7 separate regions of the Homo sapiens genome follow, and all the other regions are linked to region 1. A link is a loop called in an ENCODE intact Hi-C map of the cell type or tissue named here. Cell type or tissue: heart left ventricle. All regions are shown on one strand.

What was found. Hi-C counts contacts between places; a loop is a spot of excess contacts. Peaks named below come from ENCODE experiments on the same cell type or tissue, not always from the same donor. Only the 100,000 strongest peaks of a DNase experiment are listed, where the experiment ranks them.
Region 2: it touches region 1 in a loop (4-fold over the local background); 22 of 110 quality-filtered maps call a loop at or near these places.
Region 3: it touches region 1 in a loop (8-fold over the local background); 26 of 110 quality-filtered maps call a loop at or near these places.
Region 4: a loop joins it to region 1, with 7 times the contacts of the local background. A loop is called at or near these places in 85 of 110 quality-filtered maps.
Region 5: a loop joins it to region 1, with 9 times the contacts of the local background. A loop is called at or near these places in 80 of 110 quality-filtered maps.
Region 6: a loop joins it to region 1, with 9 times the contacts of the local background. A loop is called at or near these places in 21 of 110 quality-filtered maps.
Region 7: it touches region 1 in a loop (4-fold over the local background); 83 of 110 quality-filtered maps call a loop at or near these places.

What each region holds. Positions count from the first base shown.
Region 1 is chr1:209,745,644-209,749,643 of GRCh38, forward strand. It overlaps the pseudogene ADORA2BP1. Among named protein-coding and RNA genes, the nearest start is that of HSD11B1-AS1, 5.1 kb to the left of the region's middle. RefSeq lists an enhancer at 2,490-2,579. In heart left ventricle, CTCF peaks have their summits at 2,203 and 2,433; a DNase peak (open chromatin) is centred at 2,198; H3K4me3 peaks cover 548 bases; H3K27ac peaks cover 509 bases.
Region 2 is chr1:209,625,488-209,629,487 of GRCh38, forward strand. It overlaps LAMB3 (laminin subunit beta 3), which reads right to left. Exons shown (of 23, transcript NM_000228.3): 11 at 2,548-2,703; 12 at 1,896-2,092; 13 at 1,380-1,491; 14 at 161-539. Among named protein-coding and RNA genes, the nearest start is that of MIR4260, 4.0 kb to the left of the region's middle. RefSeq lists an enhancer at 3,861-4,000. In heart left ventricle, CTCF peaks have their summits at 2,350 (motif pointing left) and 2,556; a DNase peak (open chromatin) is centred at 2,354; H3K27ac peaks cover 780 bases.
Region 3 is chr1:209,600,539-209,604,538 of GRCh38, forward strand. CAMK1G (calcium/calmodulin dependent protein kinase IG) reads left to right here. Exons shown (of 13, transcript NM_020439.3): 4 at 2,676-2,750. Among named protein-coding and RNA genes, the nearest start is that of CAMK1G, 19 kb to the left of the region's middle. In heart left ventricle, a CTCF peak has its summit at 1,705 (motif pointing right); no DNase peak of the experiment used is centred here.
Region 4 is chr1:209,574,532-209,578,531 of GRCh38, forward strand. LOC107985256 (a long non-coding RNA gene) reads right to left here. Exons shown (of 3, transcript XR_001738443.2): 2 at 2,926-3,166; 3 at 2,537-2,808. Among named protein-coding and RNA genes, the nearest start is that of CAMK1G, 7.2 kb to the right of the region's middle. In heart left ventricle, a CTCF peak has its summit at 2,368 (motif pointing right); a DNase peak (open chromatin) is centred at 2,380.
Region 5 is chr1:209,567,775-209,571,774 of GRCh38, forward strand. It overlaps LOC105372899 (a long non-coding RNA gene), which reads right to left and starts at 49. Exons shown (of 3, transcript XR_922537.2): 1 at 1-49. In heart left ventricle, a CTCF peak has its summit at 1,854 (motif pointing right); a DNase peak (open chromatin) is centred at 1,857; H3K4me3 peaks cover 228 bases.
Region 6 is chr1:209,641,307-209,645,306 of GRCh38, forward strand. All of the region lies in intron 3 of LAMB3 (laminin subunit beta 3), which reads right to left. Among named protein-coding and RNA genes, the nearest start is that of LAMB3, 9.1 kb to the right of the region's middle. In heart left ventricle, a CTCF peak has its summit at 2,418; DNase peaks (open chromatin) are centred at 675 and 2,136; H3K27ac peaks cover 3,907 bases.
Region 7 is chr1:209,583,632-209,587,631 of GRCh38, forward strand. CAMK1G (calcium/calmodulin dependent protein kinase IG) reads left to right here and starts at 83. Exons shown (of 13, transcript NM_020439.3): 1 at 83-141. LOC107985256 (a long non-coding RNA gene) reads right to left here and starts at 2,734. Exons shown (of 3, transcript XR_001738443.2): 1 at 2,570-2,734. In heart left ventricle, CTCF peaks have their summits at 2,123 and 2,322; a DNase peak (open chromatin) is centred at 2,230; H3K4me3 peaks cover 445 bases; H3K27me3 peaks cover 784 bases.

The sequences.
Region 1 (4,000 bases):
AGGCAGCCAGGAAAATTAAAAGTATAATTCTTCAATCAAGAAACTGCCACATTAATTTGAGGAAATGATAGTCTCCTAAGTTCTTAAGTAGAATTGTCAACACGTAATAATTTTAAGCTCCGTTCTTTTCCATATACAGAAAACTACCTGAGGGGAAGAAATTGGAAGGATGAGATCCGTCTTCTACCAAATTCCCCTTTCCAGAGCTAGGGAGTGAATTTCGCTTCTCTCCAGCGTTCAAGTTTGGCCAAGTTCTTGGAACCTAAAACATGAACTTTTCACTAAGCAAAATTATATAACTATGTGTACATATTAGGTGAAATAAAAATAAAACATTTTAAAAATTAAATTAAATTAATTAAATAGAAATTCCAATATTCTGCCCATCCTAGCAGTTCTCCTGCACGTCCCCTTTTGGAGGCTATGGCTCTAAAGTTGTATTAGAGAAAGAAGTCAGCATATGTTATGCTTTTAATTAGTCCTTTGGGACGTGAGTTATGGGACAAACCTTCCCTTGGCTTAGGGTGAGCTCCAGTAAGTCAGATACAGAAAGAAAAATATTGCATTATCTCACTTAAAAAAAAAAAAGAAAAACTTGAATATATAGAAACAGAGAGTAGAAAGGTGGTTGGGGTACAGGGATGATGGGGAGACAGCGGTCAAAGGGCACAAAGTTTCAGTTATGTAAAATAAATAAGCCTAGAGATCTAATGTACAATATAGGGGCAGCAAAACTCCACCTCCATTCTCAGAGAGTCCTGGCTGAGCCCAAGAATTAAACTGATATAAGACAGATTAACAGAAGACAAGCAAACAAATTTATTTAATAGAAATTTTGCATGGCACAGGAGAACCTCATAAGGAAATAAAGACCCAAAGAAGCAGTTAGAGTCAGTTACAAACTCAGTATACTGAATTTGACAAAGAATAGCACACTGTGAAATGTGATAAGGCAAGTGGCTTGGGCTAGGGTATTTAATTGGGTAGAGATGCAACTAGGAAGATAAGGGTTAGTTTAACAAGGTTTGTTTGTACAGATTTCTCTTGGCTTCAGCTTCTCATCCTTGATGATAAGACTGTTCCTTTTTTTTTCCTACTACAGGGAGGATGTCTTTCCCATGAGAATGTCATCTGCTTTTAAGAAACAGCTCAAAGGTCAGAGTGATCTTCTTGCACTTGCTGTTTTTTAAGTGCCCTTAACTCAAATAGTCAATATGCCAGAATGGCATATCTTTAACTCCTGAAACATCACGAGGACTATAGTTAATAGTATTGCATCATATACTGGAAATAACAGAGTAGATTTTACGTACTTTTACCACAATAAAAAAAAAAGGTGACTATGTGAGATGATGAATATGTTAACTTGCTTGACTGTAGCCATTATTTCACTATGTAAATGTACAGTCATGCATGGCTTAACAACGGGGATAAGACCGGAGAAATGCATCACAGTTGACTCCATCATTGTTCCAACATCATAGAGTGTATTTACACATACCTAGCTGATAGAACCTACCACACACCTAGGCTGCATGGTATACCTTCCGCTCCTCGGCTACAAACCTGTGCAACATGTTACCATACTGAATACTGCAGGCAATTGTAACACAATGGCAAATATTTGTGTATCTAAACATATCTAAGCATAGAAAATGTAGAGTAAAAATACAATATTATAATCTTATAGGACCACTATCGTATATACGGTCCATCATTGACCAAAACATCATTATGCTATGCATGACTGCATATCAAAAAATCAATTTTTAAAAGATGGAAAAGTACCAGATGAGCACTGGCTGATTTGGGGAGGCTTTCTGGGAAGGATGATAGGAAACAGCAACCCTAGGGGAGGACACATTGGTACACCGCATAACCTGGAATCAGAGGGTGGAAACTGGGGACTGGCCCAAAAGACCCTTAACAATGAGGGGCTGAGGCCCAAGGGACACAATGACAGAGCGTTCGAGCATCTCTCTGCTGAGCGACTCGCTGCCCCGGGACCGCTGGGGTGGTGTGCGTCAGGGGCTCCCTCACACCGTCCTTGAACAGTACCGTGGACCACAAAAGAGCAAGGCTGTCCTAAGGAAAGACTTTGCCTCTTCGCCGGCCTCCCTTTGGGCCGTCAGGGTGGCAGCGCCACCCCGTGGCTGAATGTGGTGGTGTACCACGCTTCACGCAATCTCCTTGCCCAGTGCGTATCAGGTTCTACCCCAGGGCGGCCACCACCTGCACACCAGCGTGCCTACCAGTGAGTCATCGCTTAGGGCCCTGAACTGACCTAGAGGCGGGGCTGGACTCCGGCGTCCGGTAACTCCGCCCGGCTGCTGGGGCCTACGTTTGGCATTGAGCCGTGGGGAACTAGACCTGTTCAATAGCGACAGCTAGTGGTCACCCTCAAAAACAAGGTGCTCTGAACCTCGCGGGGAAAGCGCTGTCAAGATATGGGAAAATCAGGACAGATGATTGGCCTTGAGTGGAAGCTGGCACATTTTCGAAGCCACTCTTGGGTAAAATGGTCTGTCGAAAACCCAAACGCTTTAAAGTGATGTACAACGACCTTGGCTGCCTCTCCAGCCACATCTCGGGCCACCTGCCTTGCTTTTGATTCCCCAAGGACAAAGAACTGCCAGTCCTCTGAAGCACCCTGATGATCCCACTGTGTGTTGGCCATGCCATCTCCTCTGCCCTGAGCGCTCTTCACTCTCCCCATTGCATGGTTAACTCCTGGGCCTCCTTTAAGGTTAGGCCCAACCATTACCTCCTCCAGGAAAACTTCCTTCCCTTCCACCCGGTCCACCTCTCAAGGCTGGGGCAAGTGAGCTCCCACCTCTATCCCATGCCTCTACAGTTTTCTGTATTTGTTTATCACTTGAGTTTATCACACTTTTTAAATTTACCTGAAAATTGCCTTGTGTGTCTGTAACTAAGAGAAGATACTGACTATATTGTACTCATTGTTGCATCTCTAGTACTGAGTGCAATTTTAGGCATTTAGAAGGTATTTAATGTTTAAGAAATAAAGAACTCATAGACCCTCATACTGGGAAAGGCTTTAGAAGAAACGGAGACCCACAGGGGCAAAACAGCCTTGCATTTCAACAGAGAGGCGGAGACGGATCTAAAAGTCAGCTCACTGGATTCCAGTCATTGCCTGTTGCCCTACACCACGCTGTTTTTGCCCCCTGCTGACACCCAATGCACTGAGCTCTCAAGCTGGTGAGAGAGCCTTCCAGCTCTACTGACCCTGCCATCTCCACCATGCCCTAAAGCCCAGCTTGATTCCCTCCCACCCACTTCCTGGAAATCTTTGCTCTCAGAACTAACCTACTTCTTCACTAAACTTCTCCAGCAAACCCACTCCAAGGTTTTATCCTAAAGAAAGTATTTTAAAAGAAGAAAAACAAATAAATGCATGCATGAAGATACCCATTGGCAGCATTATCTGTAAAAGCTAAAAATTAGAAATGACAAAAATCTCCATATAATTAAATAAAATTAAATTCCTCTATATAATTTCCACATGAATAAAATTCCTAATTATATCATGCAAACTAAAACGAGTTTCACTGCAACATTGGAATATTTTTATTTTTACTTTATTGTGTTACCAAACACTTCCATAGTATTTACTATATTTAGGAACTATTCTACTGAATATTAACTAATTTAAATCATCAAAAGAGCCCTATGAGACAGGTGCTATTGTGATTCTCATTATTAGTCAGAACACATTTGTTTTGGTCTAACTTAAAATGGAATTTAAATGACACACAGTGAGAAACACTACGAGCCACTTCAAATGTTTTTCTTCCATGGAGAACAGTGCAAGACACATTCTTTAAAAAACTTAGTTAAATGAGTTTTAAAACTTACAAGTTTAGATCAGACAAAATGCATTGACTCACTGAAACTACTCCATTTTCACACAGCCACAGATCTGCAAGTCCATTTCATCATAACCATTAATAAATCACAAGACAGATGCTCCAAATTG
Region 2 (4,000 bases), 120 kb before region 1:
CCAGCCTCACAGGACTGTTGTAATGGTTGAAAGAGAGAGCACTGTGAAAATGCCTTTAAACTGTAATGCACTGTACAAATGTAAGGAAGGACCAGCATGCCCGGTACTGGAACCCCTGGAGCATAATTCTTGCAAATGCTTGGCAGGGAAAGGGAATTACCTGAGGGAGAGGATGGCACTGGCCACCTGAGCCACCTCCTGCTCTGTGACTGCGGGGCTGCTGAGAACTGCTCGGATCTGCTCAATCTTACTCTTTGCATCTAGGATCCGGGAGGCCAGGCCACGGTCCTCCAGCCCAGGCCCTGACCACAGGCTGGCGGTGGCATTGCGGAGTCTACCAAAGCGCAGGGCCTGCTCCCGGAGGTCCGCATCATAGGTCTGGAAGCAAGGGTGGCAGGCCACGCACACCGGGTAGCGATTACAGTAGCCTCGCTGGCACTGGTCACAGCGGGGCCCGGTCAAGCCAGGGCGGCAGAGGCAGCGGCCTGATGCCTTGTCGCAGCCCGGGCCCTCTGTTCCCCGGAAATCACAGTCACAGGCTAGGGCCAAGAAAAATGACAGTCAGAGACAGGGGTCAGGGAGACAGAAGCAGCTGTCAGGGAGAGCCCTGAAGAGGAGGTCTGACCTGAGGCTCTTTCTACATGACTTAGAATAACAGAAGTCGCAGCCAGAATAAAAGCCATGGTAACAGCTGCAGTGAAAGCAAACGCTTACTTAGCACCTACCATGTGCCAGGCACCACTTAAAGTCACACACACACATTAACTCATTTGATCTTCACACCACTCTGGGAATTAGCACTCTTGTTTTCCCACTTTTTCTAGATGAGGCAACTGAGGGACAGAGAGGTTAAGTACAGCATGCCTCTTCCTCTAAGAAGGAAACCAAGTCTAAAGAGGGGAAGCAGCTCCCTCAAAGTCACTCAGTGAGGCAGGGGCAGAGCTGGGACCACAATCTGGTCTGCACACTCCAAGGCCTGTGCTCCTGTGGTGACATCAAACTGACTCCGTGGGAAACGACACCCTTTCCCCTTCAGGACTCACTTCCTCCATCTATGAAGAGGGAAGAAACAGCCTCCCCTCCTTGCTGCTGCCCTGGAGATGGCTTCTGGGAAATGCTCTCTCTCTCTCAGGGAAGTGGGGAGCAAAGCAACCAGCATGTCACGGGGACGCAGGAACAGCGGGCATAGGCCTGCCTCAGGGGCTTGGAGGCCATGCCAACAGGCCGGAGTGTGTGCACTCACAGGGCTGCCCAGGCCCACACCACATGCATCAGTACAGGACATCCTGCCCTGCTGCAGACCTACACGCCCCCACCATGTGCCCACCCGCGTGCTCGGCCCCCAGAGCCTCAGCGTCCCCCAGGCTTTGAGCATGCACCTCGGCATCCTGTGGCCACGTCTCCATAGGTCCGGTCTGGACACTGGCGGATGGCTGCAGCGCTGCACATCAGGCCACCAAAGCCTTCCCGACAGGGGCACTGCCCTGTGAACTGCGTGGGGAGAGCACCGTCAGTGGACCCTGCCTCACAGCCTCTGCCTTACCCTGGTGTCAGGGACTGTGTCCTAGATTCCTGGTCCACAGGTAGAATCCAGGGCTCATGGCCACCTCCAGAGCTGCTGTGCCCACAAAACAAGGGCTCCCACTCAGAGATGAGCCTTGAAGTCAAGGCCCAGCATAGGCCCTTCAGAAGGTGTGGTGCATATGGTATTACTGACGGCCAAGAGCCACAGAGGGAGGGACATCTGGTGACTTCCCCAAATGAGAACGGGGACAGAAGACGCCCAGTCTGACAGGGGAGAGGCCTAGAAGGGCAGCATGGAGGGGCAGCAGAGAGGCTGGTGCTCAGGACCCCCCTCCCACTGAGGGGGCCCCCGGACCACCCTCACTTCGTACCTGGTTGCACTGTGGGCTGAGGGAGTTGTGCGGGTCGCAGGCACACGGTTCACAGCCCTGGCCACTGGCCAGCTTCCAGTGGTAGGGAGCACACTGGTCACATTTGGGACCCACCACGTTGGGCAGACAAAGGCAGCGCCCACTCTCCTCGTCACACGGCATGTCCCTCCGGGACCCCAGGATGTTGCAGTCACAGCCTGCAGGAGGAGAGCTGCTGAGCTCAGGCAGACGCTCCATGAAAAACTCACCCCCAGAGGACACACATCCAGGGAGGGGCGCTGCCTGGGAAAAGAACTGGGCAGGGCCCTTCCCTGCAGATGACATGGCTGACTCACAGGACCCCTGCGCTGTCCCACCAGTTCCAGCCACCTGGCAGCTCAGCCGCCTGCCTGCCCACCCTCCATCTGGCTGACTCAGTCCCACCTTCCAACTCGGACGTGTGCTGCCACCTGCTGGAGGCCAGTGGCACAGCATCTGGCGCTGGGTAAGAGGGCAAGAAGTCCGGACTCCTGGCAAAGGCCCGGGCATACCCCCTCTGTCTACCCTGCAGTGGGATTTCCTCTGAAGAGAGCACAGTGAGCAGGGCAAGCCGTGGGTCTGGTGGCCCCATGCAGCCCACCCCACGTCATGCTGGGCCAAGCCCCCTACTCACGGTGGCAGCCCTGCGGGTTGGCGTAGGTGAGTCCAGTGAAGCCCGGCTTGCATAGGTCACAGCGCTCTCCCTGCACATGCTCCTTGCACACACACTGCCCGGTCACTGGGTCACAGGGAGCCCCTGGCACTGCCCCATCCGGATCACACTCGCAGGCTGAGAGACAACAGCAGCCACCGCAGTAGGAACAAAGAAAAGTAGAGTTCAGAGCAGATTCCAGGAGCCAGGCTGCCTGGTTCAAATCCTTGTTCCACCACTGGATTTCAAATTCACAGCCTTAGTCAAGTTACTTAATCCCTCTGTGCCTCAATTTCCTTGTCTATAAAATAAAAATAATGATACAGCCTTCATAGGCTTCTTATGAGAAATAAATTAGTAAATGGCTGTGCGCGGTGGCTCATGCCTGTAATCCCAGCACTTTGGGAGGCCGAGGCAGGTGGATCACCTGAGGTCAGGAGTTCGAGACCAACCTGACCAACATGGTGAAACCCTGTCTCTACTAAAAATACAAAATTAGCCAGGCACGGTGGCGCATGCCTGTAATGCCAGCTACCAGGAGGCTGAGGCAGAAGAATCACTTGAACCTGGGAGGCGGAGGTTGCAGTAAGCTGAGATGGCGCCATTGCACTCCAGCCTGGGCAACAAGAGCGAAACCATCTCCATTAAAAAAGAGAGAGAGAGAGAGAGAAAGAAATGAGTAAACATAAAGCAGGGGGAGCATATTTGGCACATGCTAAGTACTATAGAAGCGGTTTTGTTGTCATTACTTACTGAGCAACTACTCTGTGCCAACCACTGAACTGGGAACTGTCATATGTTGCCTCATGTAATCTTCATGATAATCCTGGAGATTATTATTCTCATTGTACAGAGGAGGAAACCGAGGCTCAGATATGTCAAATAACTTATTCAAGTTCTCATTACAAGTTCATGCAAGAAACAGGGATCAAACTCAGTTCTGTCTCACTCTTCCCAGAAACAAACATCAACAGAAAGTGACTCAGCTTTCCCCAACCCCCACTCCCTGACTTCTTTCAGACCTTTCAAAATGTAAGACCCCTTCATCCAGAAAGTCTTTTCTGACTAAACCTGCCCGAATCTGATTGCTTCAGTCCAGGCAGCCCTCTCCTATATGAAGTCGCTGGCTCTTGTGTGCATGTTAAGCTGCCTCTGCCTGTTGCCTCCCATTACATTCACAAACACTCCCTGAGCATCAGTTATTTTCCAGTCAGTGTGCTAGGGCTAGAGGATGTGAGAAATAATCCTCGCCATGGAGGAGTTCTCGATGTTGGGAGAAATAGAAAATTAAATCACAAACCTCATTACAACATGGTAAAGGCAATCATATACATACGGAAAAGGTGCTTTCATCCCTCTTCTGCAGGTGTATACAGTTTATATTGCCAAACAGTGTGTGTGTTCCCTGATGGCACAAACTGTATCTTATGTTTAC
Region 3 (4,000 bases), 150 kb before region 1:
AAGACTCTTACCACAGACCCTTGTGAAACCCTTATGGTGTACCAAAAGTGTATTAGGCACATGAACACAGGATCAGAACCACAAGGATGAGGCAGACAAAATTCCTTACCCTCAGGAGCCTATGCTGGATACAGAGGTGCCTATAAGAAAATCCAACAAAATCGGATGTGAGTCACACTAGCAGAAGGCAGAGTTTGGAGGAGATAAAGATTCATTTTGCCTATGCATATGTTTTTATGAGTATGAGTTATTGGACCACTTTCAAAGAAGATGGACCTTGATAGATGAGTCAAACTTTGTGGGGGCAAGAAAGGCAATGCAGAAAGGGAATTCAGGCCAAGACTAGCATAAACTTTAATGTAGAACCATGAAAGTGCAAGGGCTTTTAGGGAAGAGTGAGTATTGGAAATCCCTGAATTTAGAGTATATAGTATTAAAAGACAAGTGATGAAACTAAAATCATGAAATGAGACCTGATTACAAAGGATCTTAGATGCCATGATAAGGAATGTTGGCTTTATTCTGTGGGCAAAAAGAAGTCATCAAAGGATTTTAAGTGAGGAGTCACATTGTCTGATTAACATGTTGGAGCTATCCCTCTCAGGCACAGTGGAGGATGGATTGGAGGGTGCCAGCCTAGAGGACAGGAGGCTAATTATAAGACTTTCACAATAATTTAGGCATGGGTTGAGAATACAAGCAAAGGTAGTGGCAGAATCATATGTGCCTAAAAGGACTAGATACTAGAGATGTTTCAAAGAGAGAAGTGATTGGGTTTGGGGTTGACTAGTGAAAGTATACAGGACAAAAGCATAAAAAGAGACCCTGAGATTGAGCAATCAAGTGGACAACAATATAATTGCTAGGGGTGGAGAACAAAGAGGATATGTAGGCTTGGATGAAATAGAAAGAAATTGGTTGGAACATACTGAATATGAGTATCCACCTATCTCAACATGAAGGCATTTCATAACATGCTGGAGACACAGGTCTAGGATCCAGGGATATTAGGGCAAAGAAAGACTCTCAACTAATTGAGAGCAAGGACCATGTCATTTTTCTTATTATTGCCTTGTATCAACAGTATTTGTGCTCAATAAATGTTTGTTCATTGAGTGAATAATTGATAAATTAATGTTAGCATTGCCAGCTTCTGAGTATAGTTGAATTCATCAAGAGACAACTGACACAGGTCTATATTTTCTAAAATATCGTAAAGAAGATAGCTACTATTGATTATGTGTTTACTATTACCCAGACACTGTATTAAGCATTATGCATTATCTCCTTTTATCCTGATACAATTCTATAAGAGACACATACTTTTCAGACAAGGAAAGTAAAGATTTGAAAACTGGAATAAGCCAGCTGAAGTTATCTAATTGCCTGAGCTAGATCTGAACCCAGGCCTGACTGACTCTGAGCCTAAGTCCTTAACCCCTGTGCTGCACAGCCAGGAGTAAACTTCCTAGAGAATTTCCTCCTTTACAGGCAGGCACAGCATTGCTGCCTGGCAAGCCGAGCCCCTCTGCTAATATGATTATTCTGCTTGACTCAGTCTCTGAGTAACCCCAAACAAGGGTAATGTAGGGCTGGACTTCTCCACCATGATGCTGTCGACATTTTGAAACAGATAATTATTTGTGGTGCTGGGGGCTGTACTGTGCAGTGTTGGATGTTTAGCAGCATTTCCGCCTCTACCCACTAGATGCCAGCAGCACCTTCCCCTGCCCTAGTCGTGACAATCAAACATGTCTCAAGATATTGCCAAATGTTCCCTGAGAGGCAAAATAGTCCCTGGTTGAGAATCACCATCTAAGTCATCCCACAGAACTAACCCTAAAAATAAGCATCTACCTTGCTTCTCGCAATATCTTGGAACACTAATTTTTCAACACTTCCTCCGTGGTTATCCATGAGGAGGCTCAGCTCACCTGAATCCCTCCCATTGTATACAGGTTGAGCATTCCTAATCTAAAATCCAAAATGCTCCAAAATCAGAAACATTTTTAGCATTGACAGGATGCCACAAATAGAAAATTCCACAGCTGACCTCATGTGACAGGTCACAGTCAAAATGTATTCAAAGCTTTATTTCATGCACAAAATTATTTTTTAAATATTATGTAAAATTACCTACCAGCTATGTGTATAAGGTACACATGAGACATAAATGAACTTCATGTTTAGACTTGGGTCCCATCTCTAAGGTATATCATTATGTATATGCAAATATTCCAAAAACTCTTCTAGTCTCAAACATTTTAGATATGGGATACTCAACCTGTACTTTTTAAGTGCAATATTTCTAACATCTGAATACCTACTTTGTAGAATAACCTAGTGTTGGGTACTCCCTTAGCCTTCCTCCATTCTTCTAACTGTCTCTTTTAGTAAAGTTTAAAGAGATTCCTGGCATAACAAGGAAGTGTTTGTTTCCTGAAGGAAGGATGATCAATTATTCATTCAGTAAACACGGACCGAGCACCTCCACAGGAATCTTTTCTCTGGGATTAATTTGTGACAGTCTACTTATTATGAAGGCTTCACAGAGACCTAGTCTTCCTAAACATTGCCATCAAAAGCCTCCAACAGAAACTTTTGGGCTAGGTCTGCATTATTTGTCTGTACAACCTGAACCACATACCTTTCATCATGCACTTTATTTTTCCCAGGATCAAGCATGAAAACATTGTGACCCTGGAGGACATCTATGAGAGCACCACCCACTACTACCTGGTCATGCAGCTGTAAGTAAAAGGTGACTTGCTTCCTTCACAGAGGCCTGGTGGGGCCTGGGAGGCCTACAGGAGGTTGGTCGCTGGTGAGGGATGGACAGCAATTCAAAGACAAAAATGAAGACTTCATTCAGGAGGCTCAGAAATGCCAAGGGTCCTTTTAGACTGAGTGTGCCTCTGGTCATGGGCAGGTTCTATGTGGGCCACAGGGTAAACCTGGGCTGATTATTAAGCTCCTTTGCACCAGGACAACCCTATCAGTGGTTAGAATATTTCCTACCAGTCAGCAAATAGCTGCGACCCCAACCCATCCATGTCCTTCTGCTGCCCCACCCCTCCTCGCCCCTTGCAACCAAACGACCGAAGGGGTAATGCCAGACTAACAAGGAGTCACCAGAACCCTTTTCTGGCACTGTGGCTTCAGTCCTTTTGGACCAATACATGTTAATCAAATTGGATAGTAAATGTTTTAACATCACTCCAGCATAAAATTACTGTAGGAGCAGAAGCCACAGGTAGATATATTTCAATATAAAGAAAGATTTTCCCAAAACAGAGTCACCCAAAGTTAAAGACAGGCTGTGATTGTATGTGTCCATCTGTAGGACAGAAGTGGTGCTTCATTAGCAAGGTCTCTGCGTCATTGCTGCATCCAAACAACAGCTCTGCCTGACAGCAACTGCTGTAGAGGTTGGTCAGTGTTCATAAGGGCTCAGCATTGGGCTCAAAGACACTTCTGTTTATAAAGTACACACACACACACAAATACACACACTTGCACATGCACAGACATACACGCACTCACACACCACTCTGCAATCTCAGCGTGGCTGGACACAACGTGGTTTTTGGCTGATGGGCTGATTACTAAGAAACTTTAACGAGATAACTCAGGCCTAAGCACCTGATTAACTGGGGGCTTATCTGAGGACCTCTAAAGAGAGGTAGCAGGCAGTCAAGGGAGTGAGGTGGAAAGGGCCCCTAGTGGCACTAACAAGTGATCAGGGACCATCAGGCACTACAATGAGGCCAAGCCAACAGGATTAGCACACAGTAATTCAGAAGGCAGGGAGGCAAGGAGATGGGAAGAGTTGGATGTCCCTGAGGAGACACTAAGCCTCCTCAGAGCATAGCTCCAGGACTCAGGCCCCTCAGGGTTAAGAATTCATAGCTCTGTACAAAGAGTGTATTTCCTACAGGCCTTCAGCTACTATAGGAGCGCCCAAAGCCTAAAGACCAAAAGCCAAAGAGCAGGATGAGGT
Region 4 (4,000 bases), 170 kb before region 1:
TTCCCTATCACCACCCTCTCTAGATACGGAGCTCCTTCTGGTGTCTAAATCTTTCCATTTTCAGCTGGGTTACAGGCTATGATAAGATCAACCTTACCTTATAAAGAAATGTCCAAAATGCCTGGCCTGGGCTTACTTCATCGGCTGACACTTGCAGAGCTTCCTAGGGCTATAAAAGGAACAGGGTCTGCCTTGGTGCTGCCCTTTTCTTCTGTCTTTGAAATCTGCCTTCTCGTGCCCAAACCCAGGAGAGGACAGAAGTTTCTCCTTCCTCTTTCCCTTCTCTCCCCTTCACACCATCTTGCTGCCAAACAAGGGGCTGATTTCAGTATCCCTATTTAGGGTCCTCTGGACCTCAAAATCAATCAATAATTTTCTGGCATCACCACATCACCTGGCCTTGCCACCTTCACAAGAATATAATTCTTTGTCTCTTTGCAATCCTTTAGGCTGGTTGTTTTTCCCAAGGTTTTGGAAAACCTGGGCAGACCATTCTTTCTGCTTCCCTCCACCTATTGTGGGGAGGTAGAAATGCTGAAAGCTAAGATCAATACAATCCATAACAAGGACTGGCAATGCCAGCCTGCTTTCTGTCCTCATGCTGAGGACTTGTCTCTTAACATGGAGCAGAAGGAACCAGCCTTGGATCTGGAGTGGCTATTGTGACTCGTTTCCAATTCACTGCACAGAGAAGGAGCCAGGCCATTGTCCTCAGCCCACAGACCTTGCTCTGGAAGCATTGTGCCTGCATTCCACCCCTATGCGAGGTTCTTTCAATCCATCTCTGGAGGTCAAATGTGGACCATGGCACTGAAAGCACTCAGACAAGAGATCTGGTGTTTAAATCAAGCAATTGTTTCCTTTCTCAGGAGTACATTATTTCTGCTGATTTCTACTTATTGTCAGTCCTATTATTTATATATTCCATCTCAGGAACAACAGCAGAGGAGAACATGTAGCTGATGATGATGCTGCTCCCTCAGAAACTCTCCTCCTCCTGAAAGCCTAGAAGAATGGAAGAGAGAAGGAGGGTGGGAGTGAGAGGTGTTCACCTCCCTGCAGGGGATGCAAAGGGAAAGGACAACTGGAAGAAGGATTTTCTTGTTGCTACTCTCCCTAGGGCCAGCTGGGGCTGGATGTGTCCCCAGAAGGCTGTCTGGCTCCCAAGCCCTAGGCATTCTAGTTGTTCAAGAGTCCTGGGTGTCACCCTCCCAAACCCATTATAAGGGAAAGATTTTGTCTTTCACTTGCCTCCCTCTTTCTGACTAAGTCCCCTAACTAGGGCATATATTGATTGGACTCCTTGGAGATGAGAGTGCTCGGGAGCTCAGTAGGGTTCCTCTAGACAGTTATTCCAAGAGGTGAGGGTGCCTGTAACCTCTAAATCACAGGATCTTAAGCTGAGATCTCACTATACATGGAAGTCCTCCGTCCCAGACCTCTGGCTTATGGGTGAGCATGCGTATGCACCCTCTCGCCTTCTGTGTGAACACTGTCCCCTCCTAAGCCCCATTTGCTCCCTTCACCCAGATCTCTGGAGCCACCTTACATACCATATTACATACCATATTGGTCTCTGCCATGTCTCAAACTGATTCAGAGCCCCAATGCGTCCTCTTCCTGAGTGCTTGTCATTTTCCAAGCAATTCACATACATTATCTTATTTAGCACTTATGACCTTCTTATACCCAATTTATGCTTGAGAAACTGAGGCTCAGAAACGTTTTTAAAACTGTCTGACTCAGCCTCTGCACTACAGTGAGTCTCAAAAAGGTGTGCACATATTACAGAATGTCAGGATCTATCCAAGGAAGGGATTCATAAAGGTCATCTATTCACTCAGAAGAACTTTCCAGAATGCCTGTGCCATGCCTGCTCTTTGATGGTCACTGTGGGGGACAGAAAAGACTCTCGGGAAATCCCTGTGATCCCATTGAGTCCTTTCCACAAGTGGGGAAGGGGCCCAGTAATTGTCCCTGGGAAGTCTCCAGAAGGCTGACTTGCTGAGGGAGGCTGCAGACAGCTCCCTCTTAAGGCAGAAGAGGGAGATGGGCGGTGGGGGAGCAGTGACAGCTCACTGCCTGCGCATCGCCTTACCCACAAGAGACACCTGCAAATATGTGTTGGTTCTTAAAATATTAAAGAAAAGGAGCAGCAGTTACTGCCCATATCAGAAATATGATGCTCCGGTTGTGCAATGGGTTACCACGTGGAACTTATACAGAAGAAATATGGAGAATTGTGAGGCAAGGCAGAAGGAGGGGTTGGTCAGACACAGTGCCACCAAGAAAAATCCGTTCTCCCCACCAGTCAGCCAGCGGGGAGGACACAGGCACCTCTGGGCCTGTTGCTAGACAGGGCACTGTCACTAGAGGGCAGTGCAGCTCATTCTTGGGAGTGAGGGAGCCTGGTCATCCCATCTCCCACAGAGCAATCCTGCTGGGAAATCACCGTGTCCCAGCGGGGCAGGGAGGAGCAGCACCTGGAGGTAGGTAGACTCGAGATTCTAGGGGTAGGGGACAAAGGTGACATTACTTTTGATGTTTTTATACACATTCTTTCGTTTTATTTGACCCTGACAGTAGACTCCTGGGGTAGACTGAGATCTTTAGCCCAATTTGACAGATGAGAAGACAAATCATGAAGGTTAGACTCATCCCAGGTTACCCAGCTAATAAAGGTGCCAGGTTCCCTAAGCCCCAGTCCCAAGTTGAATCCAGGGCTGTCTGTAAACATGATGACATGGGCTAGATTCCTTAGTGAAATTCTCACTGTTGTAATTTCTCCCTTTGTTACTTGTGTATTCCCTAGAGCGTTGGGAAGAAACAGAAAAACAAGGTTAAAATGGAATCGCTCAATCAGATACATTGTAAGTAGCTTTGATAAAAGTTTGGATGAGGCAAGGGATACTTATGACTACCCACTTCCTTTGACTCCACTCCTGCTGGCCTTTCCAGGCCACATCCTGGTGACCTTGGAGAGTCATCGCAAATGCCTCCAGCTCTGGATACAGAAATGCATGTGGATAATGAAGGATGCAGAGGTGAAAGGTCCTCCAGTCTCTGCTGAGGATCAGAAGCAGGTTCCCATAGGAAGTGACTAGGTCATAGCCAGAAACCAGAAGCCAAGGGTGATGAGATTCATCCTGTCCTCCATCAACTCTTCCTGGAACATGACATAGACCCAGGCTGGGGTCATTTGGGAATATGATTTAAAGCAGTAGAGGTGATAGATTCTTTTAGCACATAGACACAAATCACACACATGAAGAGAGGGTTGGATGGTCAGATGAAAATCTACATGCCTTGTAGACATTCCACCTGCAAGATCCCCTGCTACCCCCACGTCACCCAAGGTACAGTTAGACATAACCAAATGCTTGATGAACACTGGCAGAGGCTGAGGAGGAGGATTGAAGAATCTGGGAAAGAATACATAGGATGGAGAGGCCCAGGGAAACAGGAGAAAAGAAGAAAGTCCAGGTGGGAAGAGTTGATACCTTCCTCCTAGGCAGAGTGGCCATGAGGACTCAGCCAGACATCCTGGATGAATGGCCCACCTCTGACACACAACTCTCTGCAGCATCTAAAGAAATTGGAAGATGCAACACAAACCAAACAATGGGCCATTTTGTACATTCTTCAGGATTCTGTGTGTCCATGGGGGCAGCCCATGGTAAGCCTGATATGGTTGGGCTGTGTCACCCACCCTAATCTCATTTTGAATTGTAGCTCCCATAATTCTCACATGTCATGGGAGGGACCCAGTGGAAGGTAATTGAATCATGGGTCTTTCCCGTGCTGTTCTCCTGATAGTGAATAAGTCTCATGAGATCTGATGTTTTTATAAAGAGGAGTTCCTCTGCACAAATTCTTTCTGTTTGCCTGCTGCCATCCATGTAAGACAGGACTTGCTCCGCCTTGCCTTCTGCCATGATTGCAAGGCCTCCCCAGTCCATTAAACTCTTTCCTTTATAAATTACCCAGTCTCTGGTACGTC
Region 5 (4,000 bases), 180 kb before region 1:
AGAAACTGAAGAATCATGTGTGGGCTTTTAACTGTCTCAGCCCAGAAGTGATGATATAAGCCACATGCACTCACATTTCACTGACCAGAGCTACTCACATGGCCCTGCCCACATTCCAGGCAGGAGTCTTCCATGTCTCTAGAAGAAGTGGATTGGATGTTGGTGAATGCTTGTACTTGTGGGGACAAGAATGACTTTATTTTAAATGGTAATTCATCATGTAACTTATGACTAACCCCGAGTCCAGGAATGCCTCCAAAATGTCTAGTTGATGTATTACTCTTTATGTAGGAACATCTATTCATTGTAAGTTTCCTCCAAAACAACCCTTGTAGTTGCAGAAATCAAAGGCTGTGACACCCATAGCCATCTACACATCCCTTCCAGAGCATGTATGCTTTTTCTTCAAGATATAAGCCCTGGGTCTGGGGGGTGTTGTGGTGCAGAGATCTACCTGTCTTGGGACCACCCAAGACCTTGCTTCTGCCTGTAAGTTCCCCATAATAAATCATTCAAAACTGACAAACTATATTTGTCTGCCTCTTTCTTTGGTTACTTGGCTCCTTCTGCATTTGGAGGTTGCCTTATACATGCGGCCCTTTCATGGAACAGTACTGTCAACCATACCAAGCAAGCATATCTCTTTTCACTCTCAAGAACATGTGTGATCACAGCAAAATGGGGTGGTGGTTAGCGGGAACAAATATCTGGCCTCATAAGTCTTGGTCATTTATGATGATGATGATGATGATGATGACAGAAAATAACTACTGAGTGCTCACTATGTTCCAGGAACTGTTCTAAGTAGTTTTTGTGTATCAACTCGTTTAACCCTCACAATAACCTTACATGGTAAGTACCATTTATACCCATTTTATAAATGAGGAAACTGAGGCAAAGTGTGATTACATCGCTCACCCAGGTCATAGAGCTATAAGAGACACAGCTGGGATTATAATCCAACCAGTCTGACACCAGAGTCCATGTTTTAAATCACTGTTCTGCTCTATCACTACCCAGCTAACTTTATTTTTGAAGATAAGAGGAGACTATAGTAGAAGGCCTGATTATGATTAATAGATAAGTGAATAGTTCAAACCCGAATAATCCAAATACAAACAGTTCTACAGAGAGGGGATCCCCACCCAAGCATCTCTACTGATATCCCAAATATGCCCAAATATGTCAAAATGGTTTCCAGTTCCAACAGAAGGGCTTTCAGGGTCCTCACCAATGCCCCACAATGTCTGGAAGGCCATTCAGGTAGTGTCTGTTCCCCCCTAAAATCACACTCTTCCTAGTAAATTGATCAGGAGGATGGACAATTTTTTTTTTTTTTTTTTGCATTTCTCAAAGAATTGCCTCCCAGGTCATACAGATCCCCCTTAGGAGGATCTTATGCCCACTTTCCTCCCTGTTTCCCCCTACACTTCCCCTTGGCCCTATTCCATCTGGAAAGACAAACTGTAGAGTCCCCAACCTGACCCAAGCATCTACTCTTTCTCTACCCTGGTGGGCCAGTGGCAGGTTCTTATTTGACAATATCATCATAAGAGGATTTAAGTCTTAGCATCAGTAAGAAAAAGCAATTCTTCAGGTTGAAGCATCTACACAAAAAATAACCTTTCTCCCTACTGATTGTGATAGCCTCTTGTAACTTCAATAAGTATGCTATTAAAAACTCTGTTTCTTTATTCTGTCTCACCAAATACCCCCTCCCCACAATAAATTGAGAAATGAAATATATATATATATGAGATAGAAAAATCCCACCTGGACTCACTGGATTAGGTGAATTTGTTTTCCTCATTGGTGGATGCGTAGGATTTAGCTGCAAAGAGCCTCTGGCCAGCAGAGGGCGATAGTCTCATAGCTTCAAATGTAAGCTACAGGTCCGCCCTCAAAGGTATCTCTCGGGGAATGTTTCCCTCATCAAGAAGAATCTGTTTAATCCGAAACACAGGACGCTCGATGGTTCTTGTTAGTGCCTCAAATGGAGTCAATCAGTGGCCTCAAAATGTCAGATTTCCTCCCTGGGTTTTACGAGTCTCTCATTTCCTGTTTTTCTTAATGAAAGTTCAAAATCTCCCTGGCAATGATTTTGAATCACCACAGTTTTCAAGAAATCTGAAAATCCTATTTCTTTTGGTTGGACAGCCATCAAAGATACATGTCAGTCATTCCATCCATCTCTCTTTCTCTCTCAGTCACACACACACACACACACACACACACACACTCAACTTTCACAATTCTTGCTGACAGCTCAAACCCATGTCTGCAACCAGAGATCCAGCAGAGAAGAAGGAATGGTTGGAAATTGACTAAGCACTCCAACAAGTTATTTTGCATCGATGATCTGTGTTATGAGAGGTCTCCAACCTGCTCAAAGGTGTGCTTAGCATTACTAAGGGCACATGGAGTAGTGGCTAAAGCAATTCTTTCTGGTCCGGTCTCCAGGTGGTTAAAGGCATGAAACATATCTTTCCTCTCTTGCAAGAGTACCTATCAGATGGACCAGCAGTGGGGATTGTGCTTTGGAAAAAGGCAACAGCAACCCACCTCTTGGCTAATTCTGACATAGAAAGCATATTGCACCCACAGCTCCTGAAGGGCACCCCATGGGCTCTGACTCAGATTGAAAGGGAAAAAATGGAGATCCAAGATTTCACGCTGTCAGCGAATCCGTGTCTTCAGAGGGTGGCAAAGGCAGACTTGGGATCCTTGGGAGCTCTCCCTCCAGCACTTGAGCCGGGAGGCATGCTGAGCCCCATAATTCCTTACTGCAGCCCTGCCCAGCCAAGCAAGCTTCCTGCCCCAGAGTTCAGTCTTAACCATCGCTGCGGAGGTGCGTTAGTTTGCTAGGAGGACTGCCTAACAAAGGTCACAAACTGGGTGGCTAAAATGACAGAAATTTACTGTCTCACAATTCTGGAGGCAAGAAGTCTGAGATCAAGGAGTTGTCAGGGTTGGTTCCTTCTGAGGGCTGTGAGGGAGGATCTGTTCCATGTTTCTCTCCTAGATTTGGGTGATTTGCTTGCAATTTTTGGCATTCTTTGGCTCATAGAAGCATCATCCTATGATCATGAACCTTTATGTTCATGTGGCGTTCTGCCTGTGTGTGCCTGTGTCCAAAGTTCCCCTTTTTATAAGGACATCAGTCTTACTGCATTAGGGGCCCACCCTCCAACAGTATGACCTCATCTAAAATTAACTAATTACATCTACAATGACCCCACTTCCGAATGAGGTCACATTCTGGGATACTGGAGGTTTGGACCCCAGCATATAAATTTTGGAGGGACACAATTCACCTCATAATGGGAGGGCATGCCTCCCCTAACGACCAACCCATCTTCCAGGCTAGATGGGGATGCCAATGGCCAGGGGATAAAGCAAACAAAAAAAAGCCACATTCATTAAGTAGATTTTATTTATTTTATTTTATTTTATTTTATTTTATTTTATTTTATTTTATTTTATTTTTTTAGACAGAGTCTCACTCTGTCACCCAGGCTGGAGTGCATGGTGCGATCTTGGCTCACTGCAGCATCTGCCTCCTGGGTTCAAGTGATTCTCCTCCCTCAGCCACTCAAGTAGCTGGGATTACAGGCATATACCACCACACCCAGCTAATTTTTGTATTTTTAGTAGAGATGGGGTTTCACCGTGTTGGTCAGGCTGGTCACTGATTGGTAAAATTTTAAACAAGAGTGGTATGTTCCATCAATCCAGCAGGGCTAGGAAAGAATGGGAATGGGAGAAGGACAAAACTAGAGGAAATAAGACCAACTCAGAGGCTTTTACTATAATCCAGGTAAGAGATGATGAAGTCAACCCATGAAGAGATGGAGAAGAACATGCAAATATAAGAAATATTTAGGAGGTAAAATCAGCGAGGCTTGGAGGCTTATCAGATGTTGTGGAGTAAAGGAGGGTGGAGAGTGCAAGTGGCTCAGACTTCTAGGTTGGATGATGGAGAAGACGACAGAGGACACAG
Region 6 (4,000 bases), 100 kb before region 1:
ACAACCATGTGCAGTGGAGTCCTTGGTAGTTTCAATGCAATAACCTACTTAAATCTCACAATAACCCTACATGATAAGTAGTATTAGCCCCATTTACAGAGGGGAATGCTGAGGCACAAAGAGGCAACATGACTTTGCTATTGACTGATCCCCAACGTTAGCATCAGAAAGGGTCCCTCTCCTCTCTCTCTTTCTCCCTTCTTTCATCCTCTCACTTCCACTCGAAACTAGCTGAGTGGCAAAGATGTAGGGAAGTATGCTAAAGGGTAGCAGTCTCTGTCTCACACAGCGAGCCCCAAGGCCCCAAGAAGGGCTTGGTCTGACCTTGAAGCTTATCACAGGGAAGGCTAAGGCAGAGAGAGCACTTTGGGAAGAAACGGGGCTTCTCCAGCTGACTCAGCTCAGTTACCACAGAAACTGGAGACCTGTCGCTGGCTGAAATACCTGAGCACTTAAAATAATCCTTTCTGGGCAAGAGAAGGCCCTTGCTAGAGCCTGACTCCCCTCCAGACCCCTATTTTGGTCCCTGGCAGTGAGCATGCCCTTCTTTATACTCTTCCCAGCCTCTCAGGAACAAACTTTTCCACTCCCGTCCTCTGTCTGCACTCAGCACATGTCCTGAGGAGAGACAAGGGCCAGCTGCCTTCCGGCCGCCTGTCACCAGAGCTTTCTCCCCAGCTCTGCTGGGAGCTGGTCCAGCCCTTCCCTGGTCAAGAGAGTGCCAGAAACAAGCCTCTTTCTTTCCCTGGGCCATGGGACAAGGAGCTGGAGACTGCGGAAATGCCCCTGATACTCCCAAACGACAGGATATTATGTAACTATTAAAAACACTGTTTAGAGAAAAAATTTTAATTGCATGGAGAAATGATTATATTATGTTTTATGAAAAAAAGCTGGGCATACACTTGCATATACATTATAATCTCAAATATATGTGTGTGTGTGAATATATATATATGTATATATTTCCATTTAAAGGAATGTAAAGTATTTGGAAGGAAATACACCAATATATTAAGTGAAAACATGAAATTGCTGATATTCACCCATTTTGACCTACAAAAATGGCAACTGCATACAGTTCAACCTGATATCTCTGGGTAGTGGAATCATAGATAACTTTTTTTCCTTCTCTGTTATTTTTTATTATGTTTAAGCTTTTTTGTTTGTTTGTTTGTTTGTTTTTTGAGATAGGGTCTCACTCTCTCACCCAGACTCTGGAGTGCAGTGCCGCGATCTCTGCTCACTGCAACCCTCTGCCTCCCAGGCTCAAGCGATTCTCCCGCCTCGGCCTCCCGAGTAGCTAGGATTACAGGCACATGCCACTATGCCCAGCTAATTTTTGTATTTTTAGTAGAGACGGGATTTCACCATGTTGGCCAGGCTGGTCTCGAACTCCTGACCTCAAATGATCCACCCACCCCAGCCTCCCAAAGTGCTGAGATTACAGGTGTGAGCCACTTGCACCCAGCTTGTTTAAATTTTTATACCTTGGATACATATTAACTTTTATATTCAGGAGAGCAAATAGTATCATAAAACAAAACCAACTAAAAATGGCCAGGGTTTATTGCCCTGCTCCTCCCTCAGTCTTCATGGGGATAATCTGGGGCACCCATGCCTTCTTCTCCTTCTGTCCACGTGTGCAGGCACTGATGGCAGGATCAGATGGCATCATAGGCTTACAAACTGCATGCTGCTTATCACAGTAACATAGCCGAAGGAGGAATTTACCTCAATCCTCAGAGACAGGCTAAGCCAACAGGCAAGACAGGTATTTTAAGTAGCTCTGCCTGTCAACGAGCTAGCAGGACAGAAGCCTGAAATAGAGTAGTTTATGGCAGAAGCCCACATGAAGACAAGCTGCTAATTTATCCTTCCCCTCTGGGTCTCAGTTTCCCTTTCTGCTTTATTCTTGTATGCTTATATGTAGGGTGCACACATTTGTAAGCGTCGTGTGCATGTGTGATTCTCAGTGTGAGAATCTCTCATATGTGATATGCCCCCATCTCTCCCAGTGATGGCAGCTCTCTGCTGCAGCTGCCTCCCTCTCTGGGGTCATTTGGCTGGCATTCTCCTGGCTGCATTACCTCAGAGACACAGTACTATTATCAATTCAGCCTGTCAGGCCTCCAGCCAGTTTGGCTCCTACTTGCTCTCCAGCTGGAAAGGCTAGGCCTTCTCCCTTATCCTAGAGCTTTCTAGAAGCTCAGCAGTCTGGCTGGAAGATGAACCCTCCCAGAGAGCCAGGGGAGGGCAAAGGAGCAAGAGGGCAAGAGCCAGCAGGGGCCTGAATCATGGTGGAGATGGGTGGAAAAGGAGGGCACACACAACTAAAAACTCTGAGCCTTTGTAAAACACAGAGCTAATTCTGGGGGAGAATAGGAAAACAGGCTCTGATTATGCATGGCCCAGCTCCCTCCCATGAGGAAGCCAGAGGGCTGTCTGAGTTCATCTAAGAAGCTACGATCGGGTCATGGCCACCAGCCAGGGCCAAAAGCAAAAAAAAAAAAAAAATCTAGCTGCCTTCAAGAAAATACATTTCCTCCACTTCCACATTCCTATTGGTGAAATACAAGGGTTGAATGAGATAATAAAGTTCCATCTTGTTCTAACATGCTCTTAGAGTTCTTCCCTGCTCTAGCACATCAGCCCAGAAGTTAAAGGTACTCTCAGCAAGTAGACAAAGAAAGCAAGAGAAAAACAAGACATTCCCCAGATGCTATCCTGGAGAAACACTTTTTCCAGCAATATGGACAGGGAGAAGGAGATCCTTGAGGCCTATGGTCAGTCAGGCCTCCATTAGAACCCACCGCAGTTCAAAAGCCTCAGCATTTCTATGTCAATGCATATTGGCAATGAAGATCAAAAGGCAGCACCTAGTGCAGGCGCTGGGTGGGAGGACAGCCGTATGTGAGATACTTTCAACTTTGTGTTTTTCCTTATCACGAAGTGAAATTTTGACCAAAGCCTTAACTCAGTACAGCTGTTATTTCCATCCTAACTAAATTCAGAAATCACTCTCTGAAGCTGATTATAGAGATGATATATGCTACACACTCAAAAATTACACTGCACCAGCCTCAGTCCTCAGCAGTGTACATATATTATCTTATTCCATCCTTCAAAAATCTCTGAGGTAGCTATACTACATTTACAAATGGTAGGTATCCCCATTTTGCAGATTAGGAAAGTGATAAGTTAAGAAATGTGTCCAAGCCCATAAAGTTAGCAAGGGATGAAGCACAGATTCTTGTCCCACCTGTCTGACTCCAAAACTACCTGTGCTGTTCTTTTTTTTTTTTCTTTCCTCCCCAGCATACTGGTGCTGTTCTGATTCAAGGAGCATAGCAGTCACTTGGCAATCACTGAAAATTTCAGAGTTGGTTTTCAGGAAACTCCCTTCTTCTGCTTCATTCCACCCCACTGGAAAGGCAACCTCAACTTCAGCACAGACATCTCCAGAAAGAGGGATGTCCCCTGGACCTGAGTGCAGAAAGTTGGCTAGTGTGCCGGGGACCTCTACAGGTCCTGCCAGTGGCAATGGCTACAGACCCTCATATGGCACCCAGGCAGGGGGTAGATGGCCAGGAAAAGAAGCAAGGTAGGTCTGCAAGACAGTTCCCAGAGGCTTCTGTGGGCCTGGACCCCAGAAGCAATGGAGTGAGAAGCCAGGCTAGCAAAGTTGTGAGGCCATCCAGGTTTGTCTTCGGGCCTTCCCATTTCACATTTCTCCTCTCTGCTTTTAACCTCACAAGGCCTACCCCTTAGCCCATAACAATTAGGACCCAAGAATCTCACATTCCACCAACCCAAGTTTTGCTTCTCTCTGATAGCAATTTTTCCCTACAATGTCCCTTTCCATTTTCTTCTATCCCCTCAAAACAAGACTCATTTTGGGTCTCGTGGGTCCCTTTGCAAAAGTCACATCTAAGTTTCTGATAAACATAGTCTTGCTGAGGGATGAATGGCAGGTCATAGATTGATATGGTGCTTTTCT
Region 7 (4,000 bases), 160 kb before region 1:
GTGGTTACGGTCCTGGGAAAGAAAACTCCTGCATTCCTCCCCTTTAATTGGGTTTATTGTTAAAGCACTGGAGCAGCTAATCCTCACAGACCTGTAGGAGCTGGAGTGGGAGCTCAAGCAGGATTCTTCCCGAGTCCCTGGGTAAGACAACCCTGCTTCTTTTCTTGGCTTTAGAGGGTCTCCTTGCTTAATGGGAAGCGTGCAGCACCTAGTGAGTGGATTTGAAGAGCCACTTTGTAAGCAACTTGGGCATTTATTTCAGCCCCAGTTCCAGTCTTCCCTGACTCTTTTGGCATCAAGGGTGAGTTATAGCTGTCTTGGAAAATAAGTCTGAATGGGGGGTCCGGGTGGAGCTATCTGTCCGTCACTCCTGGGCTGGCTTTCATGGAAGCATTTTGCCCTTCTGGGCAGGGAAAAGGGAGAAAAATATCTTCATGTGCCCCTCCTGCAATGCCTGCATTCTAGGGACAAGGCTCTGTGCCTAGAGGGACCCCGTCCATCTGCTGGGGTGTTAGGACCTCCAACTCTCTTGCACCCCTCCCTCCTGCTCAACCTTCATCTCTTAACCTCTCTGACCCCATCCATCAAATAAAGTATGCCCTCTCTGCCGACCTCTTTGGGTTATTGGGAGGATTAGCAGAACCAATGGCAAAAAGATTTGTAAACAGCCTGTGGCTCTGCAAGCCTAAGGAAGACGAGTCAGCCTCAGTCCCTCCTGGAGGAGTCTGTGGACAGGCTTCAGGCTCCCTATCCTCAGCCGCGTTAAGATGCAGAACGCAGCCGAGCTATCGCTGTCAGTCACAAGACAGCTTCCTTCACCTTCCCCAGGGGCGCGTCTACCTCCCTTCTGTTTTTAAACTTCCCTAGTTTACCTCTCAAGTGAAGATCTTAAAAGGAGGTCTGGATTCACCACCACCACCACCCCCATCCACACCATGGCCCCTTCTCTCCACGTAACTTTGACGCACAAACATTAACCCTGAGGCTCCCGGAGATGGCTGCCAGGGCTCACGCTGGTCTGGCTGCAGTGCTTGTCTGGCCAGCCTCTTGCTCTGGAGTCAGATAAATTGATCATGAGGAAAGCCTCTGAGAAGGGTCAAGAGAGTCAAGCAGATTCCGCCTTAGGTAAGAAGATGATCTTTTCCAGATCATAAGCTGAAGACAGAACAAGGTCCCTGTCATTCCTGCTGACCCAAGCTTAACCAGAACCAAAGATGAGACCCACCTCTGAAACAGGCCGTAACACAGAGTGCTTAGTAATACCTGATATGGGGACCACACTTTACAGTTTATAATGTGTTTATAATTAATCATCTTTAGGACGATCCCATCAGATGGTGTGGCATGTATTATTTCCCCTTTAGTATAGATGAGACCATTGAAGCTTAGAAGTTAAAGGGTTTGCCTGGGGTTGCAAAGCTGGTGATGGTGGTGGCAACTGAACCCAGATCTATTGATAAATTCAGTGAACTTTCCACGATGCTGCAGATTGCTCTGGTGTGTGTGTGTGTGTGGATGCTTATTAAGAGCACTCTTCAGAAAGTACTCTTTGGGAAAGAAGCTTGAGGTTAGAGTGAGAAATGGTTTGAGCTGGAACCATGAGAGGCTTGGGGCAATAGACATGCTGTCCCCAGCCTCCATGCTGAGAAATCTGAGTGCTTTAGGGATTCAGCCCTTTCAAGATTGTCCGAGCCATGTGTTCCCAGGGTAATCAGTCAGACGTTAGGATTGCATTACAGCATCATAAGGATGAAGGTGGAGATGAGTGACATCCCAGCAACTGCCACCAGGAAAGAGGCAACAGGTTATGTGGTACAGTGACGAGAAGACTAGCGTTGGAATCCAATTCAGTTGTATCATTCACTATCTGTTTGATGTGGGGGATTTTTCTGAACATTTCTACTTATCAGTACCTCAGCTGTAAAATGAGGTTACCTGGAAAGGTGGCCGTGGGGCATTAAACAAGATAATGCATGCAAAGTGCCTAGCGCGGTGCCCCACCCAGGTGCGTGGTCCAGGGCAGCGAATACTATAAAGCCTGGGAGCGATTCTACCTGGAAGTGAAAAAGCATCCCCCTCTAAGAGGAGAGCGCCTCCCTCGCTCCCTCTCCCCCATACACACGCACACAGGGCCAGAAATAAATTGCCACACGAGTGCGCGCGAGTGGCGGCGCCCAGCCGCAGCCTGCCAGCGCCAGCGAGTGAATGAGCTGCAGCATGAATGAGGGGAGCGGCTGAGTCTGCAAACAGGCTGCGTGCCTGGCGCTACAACTGCAGGCGCGCCGCCACGGTCAATGGCGAGGGGGTTGGGGCTGAGTGGGAGCGGCTGCCAGCAAGAAAGCAAACTGAAGCAGGCAGGGGACTGCACGGACTATCCAGGATTGTCAAACCCATGTCCTTGGAGGAAAGGCTGGTAACTCAGAGCTTCCTGACACAGCCCTTCGTCCTGAGTTCAGCCTGTCCTTCCTTTTGTACTCTATCCCTGGTAGGGGAAAGATCCTTCCTCTCCCCTTCTGGAAGCCAGAGTAGAGTGCCTAGCTGGGAAGGTTAATAGTAATGAGCGTCCAACCTGTACAAAAGAGGCACCTCTTGCATGGGATTGGGCTTGAAGGCGGTGTGTGACACACAGTCAGCGTTAACCTTGAAAACTCCTTAGAAAAGTGCCCCAGTGGAGACCTGCATATCACCTGTGAAAAAAACCAACAGAAGTATTATTTCCTCTCTTGTTGCAACAGTTCCCTGTTTTCTTGGTTGAGTACCAGATGAAGTAGTTGGCTTGCATTCAGGCTATGATGTACGAAAAATCATATATCTTTAAACACTTTAGAAACACAGTGAGATGAGATGCTCACACTGTGAAAGGCACGTGGGAGCTGGAACCAGCTGAAGAAATAGCAGATTCCTGTCTCCTGTCCTGTGCTCACCCTGTTTAAGTCCTTATTGGTTTCCCTTTCTCTTTCTCCAGTGCTTAGTGTTTAATTCATGTGCCTATAATGTGGACCCACTGCATGGCACTTTAGAGGTTGCAAACTGCTTTTGTGCCCATTGAAGCATTAGCCCTCCAAAGGAATGCTGAGAAATAGAGCAGGGATCATTATTCACATTCAGCAGATGAGGAAACCAAGGCCCAATATACTTAGCAGCACACTAAGAATAAGCAGCATACCCTGCTCTCTACAATGGCCCCTGTGTGTTGACCTCTCAGCTACCGCATGAAGCCCTAGAGAATGATCTTCACATCCTCTGTAAGAAGCACACAGTAAACCATAAGCAACACATAAATTATGGCTTGTCACTGCAGCAGGAGAGATTTTGTTAAACTTAAATGTAGGTTTGCGCCTTAAATAAACTGCAGGCAACAATTGAAAAACCTTCTCTCTGGGTCATTTTGTGAACAGAAATTGGCATGCAGAGTTGATCTTTGAAATGCAGAATGGCAGTGGCAGAAGGGCTGGGAAATGGAGTGGGTGGTCCTTGGAGTTTCTCTCCAGCCAGAAGCTTCCTGAAGCCTTTAGGTTCCAGAGCCTCAGCTTTGGCAAGCAGATGAGCCACTTGGGTTGCAACCCGTGAACTGGAAGTGAGTTCTGACACAGGCCCAGCCATTCACCTATGACACCACAAGGAGGGTGAAACTGTGACTGATGGCAGAGGGCTGCTCGAAATTTCATCTATCCCTGCAAAATATGAAGAATTACAAAGCATTAGAGATGGCCTAGTCTACATTTTCCAAAGGATGCTCTGAGAAACCCTAGATCCCCGGCACACTAATATTAGTGTTACAGAAGGAAAGAATTTCACTATCTACGAAATTTGGGAAATGCCAGATTAAACAGCATGTGTCTTTAATGGTCCTCAGAGCCTTTAATAAGCTAATGTGGATTGTGAATCTCCAAGAAGGGGGCCAGAGGAGGTAGCAAATCCACCCTACTCACAGAGAGTCACCCAGGACTAAGATACTGAAAAGCAAACTTCAGGGAACTTTAATCTAGTCCAATCTCCT